2 separate regions of the Homo sapiens genome follow, and region 1 is linked to region 2. A link is a contact called in ENCODE Hi-C or POLR2A ChIA-PET data. All regions are on one chromosome and are shown on one strand. The core of a region is the stretch at or near the end of the contact, and the rest is flanking DNA. Distances in the headings are between cores, read along the strand shown.

Region 1 (5,561 bases), core at 3,062-5,561, 250 kb before region 2:
GACAGTGTCCTGCTCTGTCACCCAGGCTGGAGTGCAGGGGTGCCATCACGGCTTACGGCAGCCTCAACCACCCAGGCTCAAGTGATCCACCCACCTCAGCCTCCTGAATAGCTGGGACCGCAGGTACATACCACCATGCCCAGCTAATTTTTAAAAACTTGTTTGTAGAGATGGGGCTTTTGTTTTTTTTTTTTTTTTTTTTTGAGACGGAGTCTCACTCTATTGCCCAGGCTGGAGTGCAGTGGCCCAATCTCGGCTCATTGCAAGCTCCGCCTCCCGGGTTCACGCCATTCTCCTTCCTCAGCCTCCCGAGTAGCTGGGACTACAGGAGCCCACCACCATACCCGGCTAATTGTTTCATATTTTTAGTAAAGACGGGGTTTCACCGTGTTAGCCAGGATGGTCTCGATCTCCTGACCTTGTGATCCACCCGCCTCGGCCTTCCAACGTTCTGGGATTACAGGCGTGAGCCACTGCGCCCGGCCCCTAGAGATGGGTTTTCACCATGTTGCCCAGGCTGGTCTTGAACTCCTGGGGTCAAGTGATCCACAAGGCTCGGCCTCCCTGAGTGCTGAGATTACAGGTGTGAGCAACTGCGCCTGGCCAGAGCTTCTGCCTTGAAAACTCCAAGGGCTGTGTGTATGTATATATATATAGTTTTCTTCAAGAGTTGCTGCCCAGACAGGGCGGTGAAACCACCAGAAGCCAGCCTGCTCCTTCCCAGTGTTGCCCCACCAGGGACTGTGGCCCCAAGCTCGCAGGAGTGCTCCTGCTGCGTCTGTCCATAGGCCCCACCCCGTCCCATACCCCAGGTCCCCAGCGGGAAGAGTGACCTTCACGGGGAAGGCTGGGTGCCAAAGTCCTGCCAGCTCACTCCGGCCCTGAGTCACAGGGACCCCTGGCCACACTTAGTCCCTAATGATGTTTGCAAGAGCAAGACCTAACCTAGGACCCAAAATGGTGGGCAAAGAGGGGTTCGGAAGGGGAGGGAAAGGTCAGGGCCAATAGGTGGACCCACAAATTTGACAGGCAGTGGGGTCAAGTGGTGAGGGGGGGGCCCAGAACCAACCCACCATCCTCCAGAAGGAATGCACTGTGTTAAGCAAGCGAGGCGGCCCCCAAGCTGAGCCTGTGAAGGCCCAATAGGACAGCAAGAAGTGGAGAGCAGACCAGGCACAGTGGCTCACACCTGTAATCCCAACACTTTGGGAGGCCAAAGTGGGAGGATCACTTGGGGCCAGGAGTTCAAGACCAGATCCGGCAACATAGAGAGACCCCGTCTCTACAAAAAATGAAAAAATAAGCTGGGCATGTGGCACGTGCCTGTAGTCACAGCTACTGGGGAGGCCGAGGTGGGAGGATCACTTGAGCTCAGGAATTCCAGGTAGCAGTGAGCTATGATCAAGCCACTGCACTCCAGCCTGGGTGATAGAGTGAGACTGTTTCTAAAAAATTTCAAAAAAATCAATTAAAAAAATACAAAAATTGGAGGGCAGCTGAGGCTAGGCAGGCCAGGAATTGGGTTGAAGTAGCCCCTGCCCTGTTTGTCCCTCAGGCCCTTGTCCCCAACAGGCCTGCAGCAGGAAGAATGCTTGCTACTTTGAGAGGACCTGAGGTCTTGGGTCCTTCCCCAGCACTGTGAGCTCCGAGCTCCCAGCTAAGCACGGTGTCCAGCAGTCGCTCTCAGGGTTCCAGTGAGGGAGGAGGGGAGCAAGGGCCCCCCGCATCCCACCTCCCAGCCTGGTACCAATACTGCTGCTTACCCAGGGACAGTACCTGCCTGGTGCCAGGCCACCACAGGTTTCCGCGCAGGGAGAGCCAGCTCCAAAATGCTCCTCTCCCCAGGAAGGGCTGGTGTCCTGGGGTGGCGGGGAGTAGGGAGACTCCCAGGGCCCTCACTGCCCACCTGCCCCACAGGGCAGCCATGCTGAGCACTCCCTCTCGCACATGGATTCTGCCTGGAGGCTTTGGCTCCAGAACAAACGCGCTGAGGCTGGCAACCAATGACTGAGCGAGCGGCTGCCTGCCTGGCTGGGCCTCCCCACCCCTGACAGATCGGATCTTATCAGGGCTGCAGGAACAGCCCTACCTGGACACCATCTCAGTGTCGTCTGGCTGTCTCGATCCAACGGCGAAGATTGGATCTGTGGGATTCTCTCCAGCACCAGAGCCATTTCCCATCACCTGCTGCTCTGCCCCCACCCCACCCCAAGATTGTTGTCAGAGGCCGGCTGGGAGTGCTCCCAACAGATCCCCATAGGGGCCACCGGCCAAAACATGGTGAGTCCCATCAAGGTGGATGGCAAAGACAGACCAAATACCCATCTAGGCAGACAGGGACGGCAGAAGGAGGGGACATCTGAACAGCCATGGTCCCCCAGACCCTTAAGCCAGGAGAGTAATGCTGTGGCCCCGTACCACTCTGGTTCTCCTGGGTCCCCTGCCCACCCCTCAACATGCCAAAACCCCTCCCTCGAGGGACCACTGCACTAGCTGTTTCCCACCTACAACATTGTTCCCTCACATGCTCATGGTTCATTCCATTGCTTCATCCACCTCCTCCAGGAGGCCTTCCCTGACTACCCTCACCAAAGGACCCCCACTAGTCAGCCTCTCTCACAACATCAGATGCGGCTGTCTTCATCGCACATCACCATGGGATTTTCTTGTTCTTACATCTGTCCATTTGTTTCTGGCCACAGAGAGACATCTGGAATGTCAGCTCCCTGGTGGCTCGGCCTCGTCTGTCTAGTTAACAGCTCTATCCCAGCTCCCAGAATGGTGCCCGGTGGGAAGGAGATGCTCAATATTTGGGGGCTGAACACGTAATTCTCTCCAGGACTTGTCCTCCTCCCCATCCTTTCTTCCACCACCACCAGCCTCCATCTGGCTGGACCTGGCTCAGCTTCCAGAGGTGCGTGAGCCACAGTGGGCTCCCAGCTCCTGGGTCTCAGCGCTGACTGGCATGGCCAGCAGGCTGTTGTTACTGGAGAACCAGCTGTGCCCAAGACCCGCAGTTTGGTTCAGAGCTGCCTCAGGGAAGAGCATGCTGCTGACATCGAGGCCAGGCCTAGTTGGGCGGCCCCACCTTGGCCAGGGTTGTGGGGTGAGGTCATGCCCAGCCCTGCTGCCCTGCCCAGGAGGGAAGTGCTGGGAGTAACCAGTACCAGCACAGCAAGGCAAGCAACTGGGGAGAGGAGGCACAGCTCCTGGGATCAGAGTTGGGGGTGGGGGCAGGAAGAGCCTGTACCAGCGCCACATCCCTCTGAAAGGGTCCAGGAAAGAACCTGCCCTAAGCAAGCCCACCTCACACTGCCCAAGTGGAGTCTCCTAGAGATACTGCCAGGCCCCTCGCTGCCCTGGCCATCAGACCCCTCCAACCCACACCCTCCATCCAAGCGGAAGCGCCCCAGCAACTGACGTGTCCCCATGGCTTGGGGCAGGCAGGCTGCACAGAGCCCCTGCTCTGCCACATCACCCAGGTGCCCAGCCTCGGCTCATGCCCCTTTTCAGTAATAGAAAGCATGTAACTGGATCTAGGGCCTTGCGGGCCCTGGGGGAGAAGGTGGACAGGACCTTGGGGGCCAATGGAGAAAGGTTCAAGGACAGGAGGCAGCTGGCCATGAGTTTGGGCTGTGGGGAGAAACCCCATAGGCAGGAGGGGGTCGGCAGTGGGGGCCAGCTGGGGTACAGAAAATCATCTCTTGGAATTTGGAGGAGGTGAGCGAACAGGAGGCCCCGGGGAGGAGCAGGAAGGCAGAGAGAAGGTTGGGAGCTGCCAGGGGCTGGGTTATGCCCCTTCCGGGGGGGCAGGCCCGGGAGCGCAGGGCCTGGGTTGCTCGGATGAGGTTTGTGTGGGTGCGGGTGAGGTCAGCTCGCGACCTGGGCTCCCCCGGAGAGGAAAGCTGCGGGTGGAGAGAGCGCAGGGAGTTTCAGGGCCCAGGCACTGGCTTTTGGGGGGCGGGTCTCTAAGCTCCCCACCCGAGAGTAGGAAGGTCCCATGGGACGGAGCGTCCTCAGGTTCAGGAAGTGACTGAGGGTCCTCAGGGGTGGGAGTCGCCGAGACTCTTGCAGGCTCTGGGCGGCCTATGTCCCCCTCCCTGCCTCACGCCCCCCAATTTACCTGGGCGCCGAGGCCCGGGCCAGGAGCGCCTGCTCAGCGGCGCCGCGGAGCAGGCTCATGCCCGCGTCACGGCGCGGCTGGCGGGGGCGGCAGGGCGGCGGCGGCGCCGGGCTCCAGGCGGGGACGGCGAGGGAGGCGCGGCCGCAGGGCTAGGGATCGGGCTCCGGCTGGGGCTCCGGCTGGGACTCCGCTCCGCTCCCCCCTCCGCCAGGTCTCGCCGCTGCGCCCCGCCCCCTGCCCCGCCCTGGCGGCCGGCCCCCGCCGTATTCCTCCGAGCCGCGGGACGCGCGATTCTGCCCTGGCGCCCTGGCACCCCCGCACCCGCTTCAGGTCGCCCCCGGTACCCCCAGCTCATTCCCACCGCCCCTCCCTGGGCCCCAAAGCCCACATGGCCTCTCAGCCCCTGAAAGCTGAACTCCACATCAGCTCCCAGCCCCCACATCTCAACCCCTTCACTTCTTCAGGAATCACATACACACCCATACGCCACATCAGCTCCCAGCCCCCATATCTCAATTCCTTCACTTCTTCAGGAATCACATACACACCCATTGCTCCCCTAACCCCATCATGACTCTCTGGGCCCTCACAGCCCAGCTCTCCCAGCCCCACAGTGACCTCCTCTGCTACCCCTCCTCAAGTAGCCGCACCAGCACCTCTGTCTTCCCTGGTCTCCTCTCCACCCTCAAAACATCCAGTTCTCCCATTCTAGGTCCCCCTGAGACTTTGCCCTCAAGCTCAAACTTCATTCCCCTTCATTGCTGCCCCCACCCAGCCCCCAACCCCCTCACCTCTGCCCTTCGGGCCTGTGCAGTGGTTGACTCACTGATCTGTCGGAATCCCCAGTCACAGGCCTCAGCTGTGCCAGGCAGGGACAAGAGAAGTTGCCCAGTGCCTCCTCTGGGGAGGAGCTGTCCCCCCTCTGGTTTTCACGTCTGTACCTTTTTACACCAGGGCTTCTCAAAGTGTAGTCCCTGGACCAGAAGCTTCCCATCACCTTGAAACTTGTTAGAAATGCAAATTCCCTGCCCTACTCAGACCTATGAAATCAGAATTTTTGGGGGTTTCCAGCAGAAATGTGTGTTTTAACAGGCCAGGTGATTCTGATGCACACGAATGTGTGAGAACCACTGCTTTAGACCATATATACAAAACAAAACAATAGGCCACCTGAACAGCCAAAATCCTGAGAAATGAAAATACCTCCACATCCAGCTACTGTCCAGGTGTCTCAGAGGAATAGGCCTAAAGCAGTGAGGGACCAAGGATCCCAACACCCACCCATGGAATGCATGCCCCTGCCCCGGAGACGCCTGGGCCTCAGCCTTGCCCAGGGAGCTTAAAAGGAGGCTGCCTCTGGATGTCTGAAAATTTCCCTGATGGTCATTGTGGTGTCTGTGATCAGCCTGAGCTAACCAGCCCCAGGCCCATGGCCAAG
Region 2 (7,025 bases), core at 3,468-5,967:
GGAGCAGCGCCTCAATCGGTGAGCAGGCAGGGCAGGTGGAGAGAACCCACTGGGAGGCTGGACCACCAGCTTTGTAACCCCTCACCCTCTTTCCTTGCCTCTCTGACTTCAGACACAAGGAACTGGCCCCACTGAAGTACCTGGCTCTGGAGGAAAAGCTCTACAAGGACCCACGCCTGGGGGAGCTCCAGAAAATATTCGCTTGATGTCCCTCCTGGGGCCTCAGCCAGAGCTGCCAGAGAAAGGAAACCTCTTCCCGCAGCCTGGCTCCTGTGTTCCCTCTATCCAGCCAATGCCTGTTTACACAGACACCTGGCCTCACTGCCAGCCCACCTCCCCTACAGCCCTGTTTGTTCCTGCTTCTCATGATTTTCCTGTAAATAAACACACTCTTAATTTGCCATTTGTGCCTTGCGCTTCACAAGCTCCAGCAGCAGCCTTTCTCTTCTTCTGTTATCTATAGCCTGGGACCACCCCCTTCCTCCCCTTGGCCTGTCGTTTGCTTCCTGTCCTTCTCTCCGTTGGAATGTCAGGTCTTCACAGCACCTCTGCAGATGGTCCCACAGCCATCTGCAAACAACTGGTTATATCTCAATGTGACTAGGGTGGCCCACCTCACCAAGTGGGATGGGGAAGGCTAAGATGCATGCCCCAGAATTTGAGGACTGAATCCCAGCTCCTCCTCTTACCAGATACCACTTACCCATCTGTGGAATGGGGTAGCATTGTTGCATTAAATAAGACTTATGGCCAGGTGTGGTGGCTCACACCTGTAATCCCAACATTTAGGGAGGCTGAGGCAGGAGGATCACTTGATCCCAGGAGTTTGAGACCAGCCTGGGCAACATAATAAGACCCCATCTCTAAAAAAAAAAAAAAACAAAGAGCCAGGCATGGTGGCATGAGCCTGTAGTCCCAGCTACTCAGGAGGCTGAGGTAGGAGGATCACTTTCACCTAGGAAGTCAAGGCTGCAGTGAGCCATGATTGCACCACTGCACTTCAGCCTAAGCAACAGAGCAAAACCCTGTCTCAAAAAAAAGAAAAAAAAGACATAAATTATAAAGCAGGGAGGCTGGGAATGGCACATAGAAAGCAGTCATTAAATGTTAGCTTACAAAATAGCCAAAAAACACATGAAATGGTTGTCAAATTCATGAGTCATCTGGCAAATGAAATGTCACAACACCCTCCGGTATGAAAAAAATAAAAAGTACTGGTGACGATGAGAAACAACTGGAACTCCCAAATAGCCTTCCTAGTGAAAGTATAAATCAGTACAACCATTTTGGAAAACTGCTTGGCATTATCTATTAAAGCTAAACTAAAGCCCAACAATTCTACTCTTAGGTTCTACTCCAATCCATCATTCATCAAGTAAGAATGATGAACAACTCAACCGAAATGTAGATAGATAGTTATCTGCTAAAAGGCATGTGCTAGAACTTTCATAGCAGCATTATTGATAATAGCACCATACTTGGAAGTTACCCAAATGCCCATCAAGAGCAGAATGGATACATAAATTGTGGTCTTCAGATATTTTGGGTTGTCTTTAACTGCTTAGGGAGAACTGCTTAGGGAGAATGCTACTGGCATCTAGTGCATACAGGCCAGGGATGCTGCTAAACATTCTACAATGCCCAGAACAGCCCCCCACAGCAAATAATTATCTAGGTCTAAATGCCAATAATGTTGAGGTTATAGAGTATATTAGTCTGTTTTCACACTGCTGATTAAGACATACTCAAGACTGGGTAATTTGTAAAGAAAAAGAGGTTTAATGGACTCACAGTTCCACACGGCTGGGGAGGCCCCACAATCATGGCAGAAGGCCAAAGGCACATCTTACATGGTGGCAGACAAGAAAGAATGAGAACCAAGCAAAAAGGAAAATCCCTTATAAAATCATCAGCTCTCGTGAGACTAATTCACTACCATGAGAACAGTATGTGGGAAACCCCTCCCATGATTCAGTTATCTCCCACTGGGTCCCTCCCACAATATGTGGGAATTATGGGAGCTACAATTCACAAGATGAGATTTGGGTGGGGATACAGCCAAACCATATCATAGAGCAATGAAAATGAATGAACTGCAACACAACTATATGGAATGATATGGTCAAACTGCCTAAGTATAATGTCAAAAGATTCAAGACACAAAAGTACATACTCTATTATTCCATTTATGGAAAGAACAAAAATAAGGAAAATTAATTGGTGATATTAGAAGTCAGGACAACCGTCACTCTTGGAGTGTGAGGGTTAGTGAATGGATGTGAGCATGGAGCCCTGGGAGGGGAGGTTCTGGTTTCTAGTCACGTTCTGCTTTTTGACCTGGGTGTGTTCGGTTTGTAAAAATTCATCAACCTTGTGCACTTACAATGTGTCCTCTGGAGTGTTTTTGACTGCTTGTTGTCATGAATCTAATCAAGCCTTTAGCCCTAACTTAAGAAATTCAAGGGAAGAAATGCATTTAAGAAGAACGTCCATCTAACAAGAACTTCAGGAAATTCAGGTAAATGATACTAAAAGGAAACATTCCTAACGTGGGACAATCTAGGTAAATGGCCTGATCTCTTCAAAAGATCGATGTCATAAAAATAAAAGTTTGGGGACAGAAATGGAAAGAACTTAAGAGTCAAGTGTGGTGAATACTGATTGGTTCTTAGTTAGAAAAAAAAAGTCCTAAAAGGTTTTTGGGATGACTGGGGACATACGAATATGGACTGGTTGTTACAGAATTAAATTTTCTTAGCAGTGGTGATAACAATGGTTATTGTAGAATAAGGGCTTTATTTTTATTTTTTGAAATGGATCTCACTCTGTCGCCCAGGCTGGAGTACAGTGGCCCCATCCCAGCTCACCGCAACCTCTGCTTCCCAGTTTCAAGTGATTCTCCTGCCTCAGCCTCCCCAGTAGCTAGGATTATAGGCACGTGCGCCACCACGCCCGGCTAATTTTTGTATTTTTTTGTAGAGACGGGGTTTCACCATGTTGGCCAGGTTGGTCTCGGACTCCTGACCTCAGGTGATCCGCCCGCCTTGGCCTCCCAAAGTGCTGGGATTGCAGGCGTGAGCCACCGCGCCTGGCCAAGGGCCTTATTTTTAAGAGATACATGCTCAGTATTTGGTGTTGGGGTGAAATGTCATATCTACAATTTTCAAATGGTTCCGAAAAGACACACAGACGAAGCAAATATGGCAAACTGTTAACAAGTACTGGAATCTACGTGGTATCATTATATTGTCTTTTAAAGTTTTCTCTGTTTAGTTTTCTTTTTATAATACAAAATTAAGGGGAACTGCAGGCTAGACAGTTTTGATCCGATGTTATTCTGCTAATCTTTTAAAGGTGTCTTGCGGTGACTCACGCCTGTAATCCCAGCACTTCGGGAGGCTGGGGCGGGTGGATCACCTAAGGTCAGGAGTTCAAGACCAGCCTGGCCAAAATGGAGAAACCCCGTCTCTACTAAAAATATAAAAACTAGCCTTAGCCCGTCGTGGTGGCGGGCGCCTGTGGTTCCAGCTACCCAGGAGGCTGAAGCAGGAGAATCTGAAGCAGAAGGCTGAAGCAGAAGGCAGAGTGGGGACTCCCCCACGCTTTGGCTTTCAGAACAAGGGTTCGAATTCTGGGGCTATTACTTTCTGACCGTGTGGTTTTCTGCAAGCATCTTAACCCGGGCCTCAGTTTCCTCATCTGTAAATGGGAACAGGAATTCCTACCTCTTATGGTTGTACTGGGCGTTATGTGAGCCCAAGGAGCCCTGACCTGCGGTGAGAGGCTGGAGGCCGAAGGGCAAGGTTCGAGGGGCTCTGGGTGCCTGGGACAACCTCTGGGCAACAGGGAGAGGCGGCTGCGGGGCCAAGTCCCTCCTAAGCGGCCACGCGAGAGGCCCTGAGTCGAGAAGGGTTACGGCGCTTCCCAGAGCCCACCCCGCCCAACGTGTCACAAATAAAGCTGGCCTTTCTCCGATTCCCTGATTGCAGCCATTCAGGGAGCAGCCCCTTGCCCACGCATCCATTAGTCGAGGCGGTGGCTGCGTGTGCAGTGCTACAGGGTTCAGCGCCTGCCTCGGCTCCGGAATCAGGCTGTTTCCTTCTAGACCTCCCATGGGGGATTCAAGCCGGCGTCCGGGTCAAAGAACAGGGACAAAGTCCTCCTGCCACGGGGGACCATCTGCAGGCAAAGTGAAGAATGAGGAGCTTCGGCAAAATGCCGACTAAGGCCTCCTTAGGTTTTGCCCCACTCCAAGATGGAAGGCCTGAGGCTTCACACTGCCCCCGAAGTTCCTTTCCCATTGGCTATCTGGGAATTGAGTTTTCCAATAATGCGGACGCTGATTGGTCAATCCAGGACGGTTGCTCAAGCCATTGGCGCAGCCGCCATTGGAGGGCGGCTCTCAAAAGTTTTCAGACACAAATTAGGTTCGAGGGAGGAAACGGAGAGGAAAGGGAAAACTTGAGACGGAGGCGGGACTAAGGAAACGGCAGCTTGCATTGGTTTATTAGAGGCCAAGGGGCGGCTCTTGAACGTTCCTTCCTCTTGATTAGTCCTATTTAGGAAAAGAGGGCGGGTACTGAGGAAAAGCGGCAGAAGCGCCTGCTTCCATTGGTCAGTCCTGGCAGGAGGCGGAGCACCCGCGGCAGCTGATTGGTGCGGGAGGCAAGGTGGGCGGGGCTCTGAGCCGGAGGTTTTGTTGTGAGGGTCGGTTGTCAAGCAGCGGCCAATCAAGGCAGGGGATGGAGGCAAGTGGGGGTCGCGCCTGGAGCGGAGCCTCGGCCTCCGGAGCCGCAGCTGCAGGTGGAGTGGGCAAGGGGACGAGGTGGCGAGGGGACGGTGGGCCCTGGGCTGGGCCGAGCCAGGCGGGGCTGGCTGGGCTTGCGGGCAGAGAGCTCTGAGCGTGGGGAGGCTAGAGCCCGTACTCCGCAAGCAGAGGGTTGGGAGGATCAGCCGTGGCCGAGGGACCTGCCCCCGCCCCCGGACGAGAGGGGTCGGGGTGGAGGCCGGAGGGGGCAAAACCAGGGAGGCCGGAAGCAGAGCTGGGGGTCTGCAGAAGGACAGGTAATGAATAGGGAGAAGAGAAGTAGGAGAATGAATGAATGGGAGACCCCGCGAGCATATGGGAAAGGGCAGTAACGGGAGTCTGGCGAGGCAGGGGCCACGTGAGGGATATCGGGAGACAGGATGTGCATAAGTGGGAGACTCAGGGGGCAGGGAGAAAAGGGGGTGTGAACGGAGGACTAGAGAGGCAGACCCGGGGACCCAGGAGAAAGGGGACGGAGGGGAGCGGGCTCATGGGAAAGAGGTGAAGTGGCTGTGGGAAGGAGGTGGGAGGCTCCATGAGGAGGCCTTTTAGAGTTGAAGAGTCATAGCCACTTACGCCCAGACTGGAGGCCTAGTTCCTAGCTCTGTCCTTGGGAATCGCAGGGAGCAGGAGCGGTTCCCTTGCCAGGAGCTGGGGAATTGGACCATCAGGGTCGTCTTCGAGATTCTTTCCAAGGAGGACTTCAGTGGCCGTCTCTGGGATGCCTTTCCTAGGCCCCTAAGCTTAGCTTCTGACTCCGCTCTCCCACATCCCACACGTCAGACAAAAACAACGACTCGCAGGAAATCTATGTGAATTGCAGACACGTGGTCTTCTCCGCCCCACTGCGGCTGCTGCACTTTAGGCAGCCAGCATCCCGGAACAGAGCTGCAGCTCATTATCCTGGCCTCTGGGAGGAGTTTCTTTTTCCTTACGTTCCAAATCACCCTACCTGAGGTGCCCCCTCTGCAGATTCCCAAACCTAATTTGCAGTGCAGCTTCTGACTCTGGTGGCTTTGGTGGGTGTCAGTCTTTATCAAGTGGTCTTGGTGATCCAGGGAGCAACAGCTCTTACCAAGCATTTTCTAACATGACGTCACCTCTTGTTTGTATTGCAGCCCTGTATTGAGCTGAGATGGCTCGAGCCTAACATTCCATGATCCAGGATCGTGACAGATGTGCACAGGCTGCTGCTGTTGCTGCTGTGGGTAATTTGGAACCACGAGGCACCCCAGGGCCAGAAGACGAGGCATTCTGTCTGCCTGGATGTGTGGGAACTCTCTGCCAACTTGATTGGTGGATCTGGGGGGGGATCCACCCCCACCCCACGAGGAAAGCACAGTTTATTTTGTGGGTGGGGCTTCAGGTGCCAGCCAGCTGAAGGATGGCCACCCCTGTGGTCACCAAGACAGCCTGGAAGTTGCGTGAGTGGTTTTCATTTTTCTTTATCACCCCATTTATTCTGTTAGCGGCTTGTTGCTGGGAGGCCTGAACCCACAGCTTTGTTTCCTGTTCTTGGCACAGGAGGAGACTCCTAGACTTGGGAGTAAGATAGACCATTATGTAAATCATGACTGTGGCACTTCTTAGCTGGGTGACACTGGGCAGGTGACTTAACCTCTCTGAGGCTCAGTTTTCTTATATGTACAATGAGATGACGCCTGCATTCTATGGTTGCTGTGAAATTCAAGTGACAGGATGAACCCATCCTAAAGCACTTAGCACAGCATTTCCAGTTAGGCTGACAGTGGGGTGAGAAATCCTGAAAGATGTTCACAGCATTCTCAGACATCTCACAAGTCAAACTTCCCCAGTCAGATAAAAGCATCTTGGGCCTGGGATGGGGGAAGGAGTGGGAGCGAGGAGGGGCGGGCAGAGGGATGCAGACAGGGCTCGGATTGTAACTGATGGGCACTGTCCACTCCCACCATTGCCCTATACAAGTGGATCTGGACTCTTTCATCTGAAGACTTCATACTTTAAGAATTATTGAGGACCCCAGAGTGCTTTTGTTTGTTGGAGTTATATATCTGTCAGTATTTACCACGTTAGAAGTTAATACTGAGACATTTTCAAACAAGAGTATATAATCAAATAGGCCTCTAGTGATGTTCTGGGAAACTCCACCATATGCTTGAGAGCAAATGAGAGTGCAAAAGGCAGATGCCATCTTAGTGTTATTGTGAAAATCCTTTTGTCTTCTCAGACCCCCCGAAAG

The links. Hi-C counts contacts between places; a loop is a spot of excess contacts on that map. ChIA-PET counts read pairs that join two places held with the same protein, here RNA polymerase II (POLR2A). Pooled maps may share reads with other maps.
Region 1: a pooled map shows a loop between it and region 2 (5-fold over the local background). The contact joins the promoter of DOK4 here to the promoter of KATNB1 in region 2. A Hi-C loop is called at or near these places in 11 of 50 pooled maps. POLR2A ChIA-PET finds 5 or more read pairs at or near these places in 2 of 52 experiments (A673 and activated T-cell).

Annotation. Positions count from the first base shown.
Region 1 is chr16:57,482,182-57,487,742 of GRCh38, forward strand. It overlaps DOK4 (docking protein 4), which reads right to left and starts at 4,312. Exons shown (of 9, transcript NM_018110.5): 1 at 4,124-4,312. RefSeq lists an enhancer at 3,565-4,361 and a silencer at 4,193-4,492.
Region 2 is chr16:57,731,053-57,738,077 of GRCh38, forward strand. It overlaps KATNB1 (katanin regulatory subunit B1), which reads left to right and starts at 4,718. Exons shown (of 20, transcript NM_005886.3): 1 at 4,718-4,803; 2 at 5,926-6,231. The coding sequence starts at 6,192. It overlaps LOC107984852 (a long non-coding RNA gene), which reads right to left and starts at 5,592. Exons shown (of 2, transcript XR_001752221.3): 1 at 5,384-5,592; 2 at 2,777-4,555. It overlaps DRC7 (dynein regulatory complex subunit 7), which reads left to right. Exons shown (of 19, transcript NM_001289162.2): 18 at 1-18; 19 at 113-753. The coding sequence ends at 206. RefSeq lists enhancers at 2,569-3,546, 4,176-4,285, 4,265-4,559, 4,306-4,475, 5,844-5,913 and a silencer at 4,786-5,025.